Linked DNA regions of Homo sapiens: region 1 is linked to region 2. Evidence: chromatin contacts called from ENCODE Hi-C or POLR2A ChIA-PET data. All regions are on one chromosome and are shown on one strand. Each heading gives the region's core, a stretch centred on a gene start or an enhancer-like site at or near the end of the contact. The rest is flanking DNA. Distances are from core to core; before and after follow the strand shown. Region 1 overlaps LOC107987016 (a long non-coding RNA gene). Region 2 overlaps GGTA1 (glycoprotein alpha-galactosyltransferase 1 (inactive)).

Region 1 (4,457 bases), core at 1,558-4,057, 87 kb after region 2:
CCCAAATACTCTCCAAGGACCGCTTCCAGGGCTCTTTCAGCTCCACCGCTGAGGCTCCCCTGGCTGCCAAACTCCAGAGTCTACCCCTGCCCCATCTCCCTTCTCCACTCCCATCCTCAACTCCGGGCCCCCAGCTCTGAAGAACTGACCCCAGGGAGTGTCCTGTCACATACGGGCCCACTCTCATCCCCACCCCTCTCTGCCCCTGTCGCTACCTGCTTTTCCCTACCCCTGGCCCCATGCTGTCCCTCCAGCAACTTTGAGAGGCAGATCTGATTTGCGCCTTTGTTTTTGTTTTTGTTTTTGTTTGAGATAGGGTCTTGCTCTGTCACCCAAGCTGGAGTGCAGTGGCGTGATCTAGGCTCACTGCAACCTCCGCCTCCCAGATTCAAGCAATTCTGCCTCAGCCTCCCAAGTAGCTGGGACTACAGGCTTGTGCCACCACGCCCGGCTAATTTTTGTATTTTTAGTAGAGACAGGGTTTCGCCATGTTGGCCACGCTGGTCTTGAACTCATGACCTCAGGTGATCCACCTGCCTCGGCCTCCCAAATTGCTGAAATTACAAGTGTAAGCCACTGTGCCTGGTCTAGGCCACTGGTCTTACTGTTTGTTTTCTATTTGTCCCACTTACACGGTTATTTTTCTCTCTTTTCTTGCCTTCTCTTGCCAGCCTACACCAACGTACCCAGCAAAAAATACTCTTCAAAAACAAAGGTGGCCTCTTCTAGAAGATCTGATTTTATAAAAAGAAAAAGAAAATTTTTTTTTAAATTCAAGTGAAACTGAGACATTTCATACAAATAAAAATGGAAAGAATTTATCACCAGCACGTCCCCATCAAAGAATTAGCAAAGGGTGATTTTCAGGCAGGAGAAAATGGATCCCAGATGGAAACTTGGAGATTTGGGAGGAAATGAAGGCCAATGGAGAGAGAAAATATTTGGTTAATCTAAACAAATATTGTCTGTATAAAACAATAATAATTAGGTCTTGTGGAGTTTGAAATATATAAAGGATTCAAATAGCAGATGGTAACAGATGACAATAGCATCCAAGTCAGGAGGGGGTAAATGGAGTTTTAAGTGGTCTAAACTTCCTGCATTTCCCTACGAGCAGTGAGAGTTTGTCTGTAGCAGACTTTAATAAGTCAAGGATACGCATTATAATCTTTAGGATAACCACTAAAAGAAAGGAGTACTAACAAATTAATAAAGCAATGCCATGGATTAATTAAAAGTACTGTATCAGTCTGGGCTTGGTGGCTCACGCCTGTAATCCCTGCACTTTGGGAGGCCGAGGTGGGCGGATCACTTGAGGTCAGAAGTTCAAGACCAGCCTGGCCAACATAGTGAAATTCCGTCTCTACTGAAAACACAAAAACTAGCTAGGCGTGATGATGGGTGCCTGTAATCCCAGCTACTCAGGAGGCTGAGGCACGAGAATCGCTTGAACCTGGGAGACGGAGGTTGCAGTGAGCGAGATCGCACCACTGCACTGTAGCCTGGGTGATAGAGCAAGACTTTGTCCAAAAAAAAAAAAAAAAAACCCACCAAAACAAACAAAAAAACCCATATAATCCATAATAAGGTGAGAAAGGAGGGAAAAATATATTTTTAAAAGAAACTTCAGGGTAATTAAAATGTTCTTAAATTGGACGGTGGGCACACAGTGTCCCACTTCAACCTGATTCATATACTGCACGTATATTAAATAAATTTTTTTTTTCCAGATGGAGTCTTGCTGTGTTGCCAGGCTGGAATGCAGTGGGGCGATCTCAGCTCACTCACTGCAACCTCCGACTCCCTGATTCAAGCAATTCTCCTGCCTCAGCCTCCCGAGTAGCTGGGATGATGGGCACATGACACCATGCCCAGCTAATTTTTGTATTTTTAGTAGAGATGGGGTTTCACCATGTTGGCCAGGATGGTCTCGATCTCCTGACCTCATGATCCGCCCACCTCGGCCTCCCAAAGTGCTGGGATTACAGGTGTGAGCCACCAAGCCCAATCTAAATAAATATTCTTTTCTCCGAACTCCACAGTTGATAAAAATGTTTAAAAAGCAAAGCAAGTGGCAGAACATTAGGCATATGCAATATGACCTCATTTGTGTGTGTGTGAATATATATATATATATATATATACATATACATATATTCTTTCTGTTGAAGAAAATCTGGGCTGGGCATGGTGGCTCATGCTTGTAATCCCAGCACTTTGGGAGGCTGAGGCAGGAGGACTGCTTGACCTCAGGAGTTTGAGACCAGCCTGGGCAACAGAGTGGGACCCTGTCTCTACAAAAATAATAATGAAAAAACTACCTACATATGGTGGTGCGTGCCTGTAGTACCAGTTACTTGAGAGACTGAGGTGGGCGGATCGGTTGACCCAGGCAAGTGGAGGCTGCAGTGAGCCATGACCGCTCCGCTGCACTCCAGCCTGGGCGACAGAGCTAGACCCTGACTTAAAAAAAAAAGAAGCCAGAAAAATAATCTGAAGCCTGTTTGCCAAAATGCAATCAGAGGTTGTGGTGGGATGGAATTCTGCAGGGAAGCTGCCCATGCCTGCCTTTTTCTATAGTCCATGGAGTTTGCATGTTGTTTTCAGGAAGTATATTATTACTTAATAATTACAAGTCACAAACAGGCCGCAAATATGTTTCCGTTTTGAAAAAATTAATTTGAAACTATGTGATGAGAATAGGATCGATGGCTGCCGTGGGGTCCCCAACGCCTGCCGATCCCGCGGTGTCCTCCGCTCTCCCCAGCACCAGCACCTCCAGCTGAGCGCCCCGACCACCTGCCGTCGTGACCACCTCGCCCACACGGTGGCGCTGCGGGGACAGCCCAGCCTCTCCAGGCTCCGAGGGCAGGGGACTGTTGTGGCAGGGAGGGGGCGGCGTGTCTTCGGGACCTGATTGATTTCTTTGGCCTCCCGCCGACAGCCTTACCAGGTGGCATCCGGAGCGCACGCTGGCAGCCAGTCAGTCGCCTCCGTGGGTAGCTCCGGAGCATTCACGCGGTGGTGCCGCCCAGCCCACCTCCCCCCACCGGAGTCAAATGGGCTCGTGTCTCCTGGCGACAAGACTGGATTCCCAGAGCAGGCCTGGAGGGCTCTCACGGCACTTGTTAGGACAGGCTTGGGGCCTGCCTCCAGAGGACCTTAGGTTCGGGTCCTTGGGGGAGTGCAAGCCGTGTTGACCCACCTCACGCGTCAAGGGAACTACAGAGGAGGGAGAGGGGGGTCTTGCCTGGGCCCCTCTGGGCTGAGGTTGAGTGTTTCTGATCTGTCTCTGAATTCTCCCACATGCAAATCTGAGCAAGCCACTCCCTGCTTAAGACACGCAATGGCTCCCTATCGCCCTCAGGAGAAGGTCCAAGTCCCTAAGCCTGACTCCTGAGGTTCCTTACCACCGCCAACACCCAATGCTCCATCTCACTTAATCCCTTCATTCCCTTAAACCTGTCAGGCACTTTCTTACCTCTGAGGTTCCCACATGCCATTCCCATTCACTCAAACACCTTTTCACTCCTTTTTCTTCTTGGCTAACTCTGACTCATCCTTCAGACCTATAGTTTAAATGTTGCCTCCTCCCGGAAGCACCCCCCTGCCGCCCAGCCCCCAAAGGTCCCCCAGGCTTCCCTTTCTCAACATCACATGGAGTCTCGCTGTGTCACCTAAGCTGGAGTGCAGTGGTACGATCTCTGCTCACTGCAACCTCTGCCTCCCAGGTTCAAGCGATTCTCCTGCCTCAGCCTCCCAAGTAGCTGGGATTACAGGTGCACACCGGTTAATTTTTGTATTTTTAGTAGAGACGAGGTTTTGCCATGTTGGCCAGGCTGGTCTCGAACTCCTGACCTCAACTGATCCTCCTGCCTTGGCCTCCCAAAGTGTTGGGATTACAGGCGTGAGCCACCACGCCCAGGCTTCACACTTGATTCTAATGATGGGTTTATTGCCTGCCTCTTTCATTGGACGGTGGCCTCAGGAGGGCAGGGGTCTGTCTTCCTGGGTCATTACTGCTCTCTCAGGGCCAGGACCATGCAGCACTCAGCAGGTGCTCCATACATTGCTGTGCCATGAGCGAATGTTCGTGACCATACCTCTCCTGGTGGTGGGTGCTTGAGGGGTGTGCAAAGACACTCGGTGGCCTCTGGGTAGGTGGAGGTGGCAGGGACGAGGCACAGTTACCACAGCCTGTCTAAGGAACCACTGGGCTTCCCTTGGACTCCTGCTGTCTGGAGAGACAAACCACAATGACTGGTGGTTGCCAGGCCCCTCCCCAGCACCCAGAGGGTGGCTGGACACAGGCTGACCTCAAGCGGCACCAGAAAGAGATGAGTGTGTGTGTCCCTTCACCCAGCCCTGTCTGGCCTCCTCCCTGTGCACGCGGTCGCCTCCCAGACTCGATGCCCAGCCTGCATGCCCAGCTGATGATGGATATCGCCTCAAATGTC
Region 2 (4,358 bases), core at 1,219-3,718:
CCAGCTACTTGGGAGGCTGAGGCAGGAGGATCACTTGAACCAAGGAGGTGGAGGTTGTAGTGAGCCGAGACCACGCCACTGCACTCCAGCCTGGGCAATAAGAGCAAAACTGCATCTCAAAAAAATAAAAATAAATAAATAAACTTCAGCCCAAGCCTCAGCCCCCAAGTTAACTGAAACAAAACAAAACAAAAGACTTATTTATCTGGATGTGGTAGTGCATGTCTGTAGTCTAGCTACTCGTGAGGCTGAGGCAGGAGGATCACTTGAGCCCAAGAGTTTGAAGCTGCAGTGAGCTATGTTTGCACCACTGCACTCCAGCCTGAGTGACAGTGAGACCCTGTCTCAAAAACAAAACCAACCCTCAAATGTCCTAGTCCCACTCACAAAATATTCTTCATATAATTTCAATAAGCAAGAAAGATGAGTGACTGAGAAGGTCATGAACATGAAACCATTGTGTGTGGACCCTCTGCAAGCACCAGGCGGGTGGGCAAACACCGACTGCTGTCTGATCGCCTTACCCATTGTTAAACCAGCTCAGAAACCACCAGCCCTTCTGAGCACTGCTGTCATCAACTTCTGGGTTTCTAAGAAATGAAAAAGTTTACAAATATTTTTAGAAAATGTGGTGTCCCCAAACTTAGGGTTTCCAAATTCTTTCTATAGCCGAGATTACTTTAAAAAAATAAAAAACCTTAAAATGCCAATTTATAAAACAGACAGAAATGAGACACTCTAGCTGAATGAGAGAGAACAGACCTGAGACTCCCTCAATCTCTCCTCCCTTGGGTAGCCCCCAGCCCTCAGCTCATCCTGGGGGCCCTAGAGGAAGAGAAGGGAAAAGGGGGCTGGAGTGGGGGTGGTATTAATGCATAAACCTGAGTTCTAGATCTGCCACTTACTAGCTGTGTGACTGTGATAGGACATTTTCCCTCTCTGAATTTTGACTTTCTCCTCCAAAAAGTATAGTTAATAGTACTAATAACAGACCTACCATGAAGGTAATTTTGAAGACTGAATGAAATAGCATACATATAAGAGCTTTATGAGTTGAAAATGACTGTAACAAGTTATACGCTTCATGAAAAACCGATGCATGTTTCCATGTTTCTTTAGCTAAAACCAGCAGAATTCAGATTGTTGTAAAAGTCTAGAGAAAAATTTGGGTTGCCCAAAGGTTAGCAGTAACAGCCTCAGGAAATCTGAGGGTCACTGAGCAAGAAGTTCAGGAAACTACTTAGAAGCCACTGTAGCCACCCATTTGAGAAAGTTTCCACACTCATTCATTGTGAAAGTCTCTTCAAGGTGGGGGGTCGGGCACGGTGGCTCACGCCTGTAATCCCAATACTTTGGGAGGCAAAGGCCAGCTGGTCACCTGAGGTCAGGCGTTCAAGACCAGCCTGGCCAACACAGTGAAACCCCATCTCTACCAAAAACACAAAAAATTAGCCGGGCGTGGTGGCAGGTGCCTATAATCCCAGCTACTCAAGAGGCTGAGGCGGGAGGATTGCTTGAACCCAGGAGAAGGAGGTTGCCGTGAGCCAAGATGGCACCACTGCACTCCAGCCTGGGCAACAGAGCAAGACTCCGTCTCAGAAAATTAAAAAAAAATAAAAAGAAAAGAAAGAAAAGAAAAGGTGGGTGCCTTCTGGAGGATGGGGAAAGAGGAAAGTCCGATGGACAAATACGGTGGTGAGCTAACTCATGAACAGGCATAATATTATGAAATCTGTTTTAAAGCCTATTAACTCTTGGAAGTGTTTGAGATGGCTTCCAATACGTAGGTACAATAAACAGAAAAACAACACAAGAATAAAAAACACAAGAGAGAACAGAAAGAGATACATTGATTTCGTCACCCAGGTATATATTTTCACATGACCTCAGTCATCCCAAAGAAAAGTTTCACCTTTACTTTCATTTCAGAGCTGAGATACTGGCTGGGTGGATTTCAGCAAATTTCCAAGGGCACATGACATGTGGGCACAAAAGCCGGGATTTCACACCAGGGGATAAAGTATATCAGAAATGAAGGCTGGGGTAAGTACAAGCAGTTAAGTGCAATACTTTGTTCTGAGCTTTCTGACAACCAACCCAACCATTGGAAATATAAAGGTTTACATGGCTCTCATTTTCTTTTCAAAAAATACAAAAAGAAAATTTTAATGATACACACTAGTTTCTCAAGAGGCTCAAATTTTTTTCCTGATTTTTATTCTTAGAGCAATTTCTTATATGGGTCTTTATATAACATTTAAAGGGCAGAATAATAGACAATATCTCCCCGGATACTTTTTATCAGCAAGACAGGAATGTTCCCCAAATGACACTGCTTAAGAGAACTTTGAGGAGAACTGAGGGCAAGATACAAGCCATGGTTCTATACAGATAAGTCTACGGAAGCTGCAGAAATAACATTCCAGATCCCCAGGAATCCACCCACCCACCCCTCCGACTTTGGCCGAACACCATGGCTGGCTGCCGTGTGAAGAATGGACTGTAGGGGGTGCCAGAGTGGCTGTGGGAAACATCCCCTAGAAATCTAGAATTCAAAGCACTTACTTTGAGTGATATATCCACAAGAAAGAGCCTTCTGTGCTAAAAGCAAAAAAGAAATAAAAACATATCATGTTACTTTTAATTCTGAGAAAGGCGATTTTGTAACCATTATCACTGAGCCCGGGGCTGAGCTAAGAGCCTGGGTTTTAGCTGCTTCCTGGTTTCTACCTTCCTTTGAGACATAACCAATGACATCAGGAGGATGGAAATTTCCACTTCAGGATCTCAAGGGGAAACAGTTTTCTGCAAAATCTCAAATTGTGTGTTTGTGTGTGTGTATTGTAGAGACGGGGTTTTGTCACGTTGCCCAGGCTGGTCTCAAACTCCTGAGTCAAGAGATCCACCCCCGTTGGCCTCCCAAAGTGCTGGGATTACAGGTGTGAGTCATCACTCCTGGCCTCAAATTCTGTTTTGTTTTTGTTTGTTTGTTTGCTCTTTTAAAAAGAAGACAGCTCTCCATTGCAGAGATGGGTCCTCTCCTGCCACCTACTCAGGTGCCTGGTGATGACGAAGGCCCTGAAAGGACGGAAATGCCGTGGCCCAGACATCCTTCCCCCAGGATTTATCTTCCTCCAGAAAAAAAAAGCATCAACTGCAGAGCCTAATGCCATGGCCAACTCAGAGCCTTCTATAGAACAGCCCCCAAAAGCATTTCTTTAACTAATGAAGGCAGTGAGACTCTTAAGCCCCTACAAGTGCTGCAGCCTAGCACGCATAACCCTACCTGGCACTCAGGCCATGGATTTATAGATTCAGGTTCACCAACTTTTCATATCTCCTCAACAACCCTTCTCCTTACCCTCCTCTCCAGAATCCTTCAACAGCACAATGGTCACAGCAATATCCACATTGCAGTGGCTTTTAAACATGTATTCATGCTTTAAGCCTCCACTCAAATGCCACCTTTTCAATGCCTTGCTTGATATGATCCTAGCACAGTGCCTGGTACATAGTGGATACTCAATAAATATTTGTGAATGGATGCAGAACAATGGATCCTCCTCCAAGCCAAACATAATTTTTGCCTCCTTGAGGTTTTTTTTTTTTTTTTTTTTGAGATGGAGTCTTGCTCTGTTGCCCAGGCTAAAGTGCAGTGGCACGATCTTGGCTCACAGCAACCTCTGCCTCCTGGGTTCAAGCAATTCTCCTGCCTAAGCCTCCTGAGTAGCTGGGGCTACAGGCACACACCACCATGCCTGGCTAATTTTTGTATTTTTAGTAGAGACGGGGTTTCACCACGTTGGTCAGGCTGATCTCGAACTCCTGACCTCAAGTGATGTGCCTGCATCAGCCTTCCAAAGTACTGAGACTCCATCTCAAAACAAAAACAAAAACAAAAACAAAACAAAACAAAACAAAAAGAATCGGAGGTAATGCATAGCAAGGGTCCTGGCACATGCCCTCAATAACTTGTAGTTCCCATCATGATCACCACTATCATGAATATTTCATCATAATTTTGAAGGCTTCCTCTAATTCTCTAAAATTCGAAGATTATTTTTTCATCCAGCCTGAAATCAAATGCTATCCTAGATGATATTCTTTCAATACGCTTTACTGACAATTCTTCTATTTACTAATTGGTTGACATGCTTGAGTTAGTTATTTTTAATCCATTTTAGCTTAGTGCTGCCTACCTGTGTAAGGTTTGTGTCCTCGGCTCACCTCAACCTATCATGTGGCCAATTCGTAAAGTGGCAAAAAAACAAAACAAACAAAAAAAAAAAAACAAAAAACAACTCCTCCCCTTGAAGTTTTTTGCAGATGTTCAAGTGGATTCTGCACATCAGAGGATG

Evidence for each region. Hi-C counts contacts between places; a loop is a spot of excess contacts on that map. ChIA-PET counts read pairs that join two places held with the same protein, here RNA polymerase II (POLR2A). Pooled maps may share reads with other maps.
Region 1: a map of gastrocnemius medialis shows a loop between it and region 2 (2.2-fold over the local background). The contact joins two enhancer-like sites. A Hi-C loop is called at or near these places in 3 of 168 maps with a recorded cell type or tissue (cardiac septum, gastrocnemius medialis and heart left ventricle) and 5 of 50 pooled maps. POLR2A ChIA-PET finds 5 or more read pairs at or near these places in 3 of 52 experiments (Caco-2, WTC11 and activated CD8-positive, alpha-beta memory T cell).

The regions. Positions count from the first base shown.
Region 1 is chr9:121,547,829-121,552,285 of GRCh38, forward strand. All of the region lies in intron 1 of LOC107987016 (a long non-coding RNA gene), which reads right to left. Among named protein-coding and RNA genes, the nearest start is that of GGTA1, 50 kb to the left of the region's middle. Within about 2 kb of position 2,808, at least 2 of the 41 ENCODE cell types and tissues checked have a DNase peak (open chromatin) inside an H3K27ac peak, as active enhancers do.
Region 2 is chr9:121,460,728-121,465,085 of GRCh38, forward strand. GGTA1 (glycoprotein alpha-galactosyltransferase 1 (inactive)) reads right to left here. Exons shown (of 6, transcript NM_001382585.1): 3 at 2,566-2,601; 4 at 525-590. LOC102723324 (a long non-coding RNA gene) reads left to right here. Exons shown (of 7, transcript NR_187160.1): 6 at 1,930-2,043; 7 at 2,264-2,644. Among named protein-coding and RNA genes, the nearest start is that of GGTA1, 37 kb to the right of the region's middle. Within about 2 kb of position 2,469, at least 2 of the 41 ENCODE cell types and tissues checked have a DNase peak (open chromatin) inside an H3K27ac peak, as active enhancers do.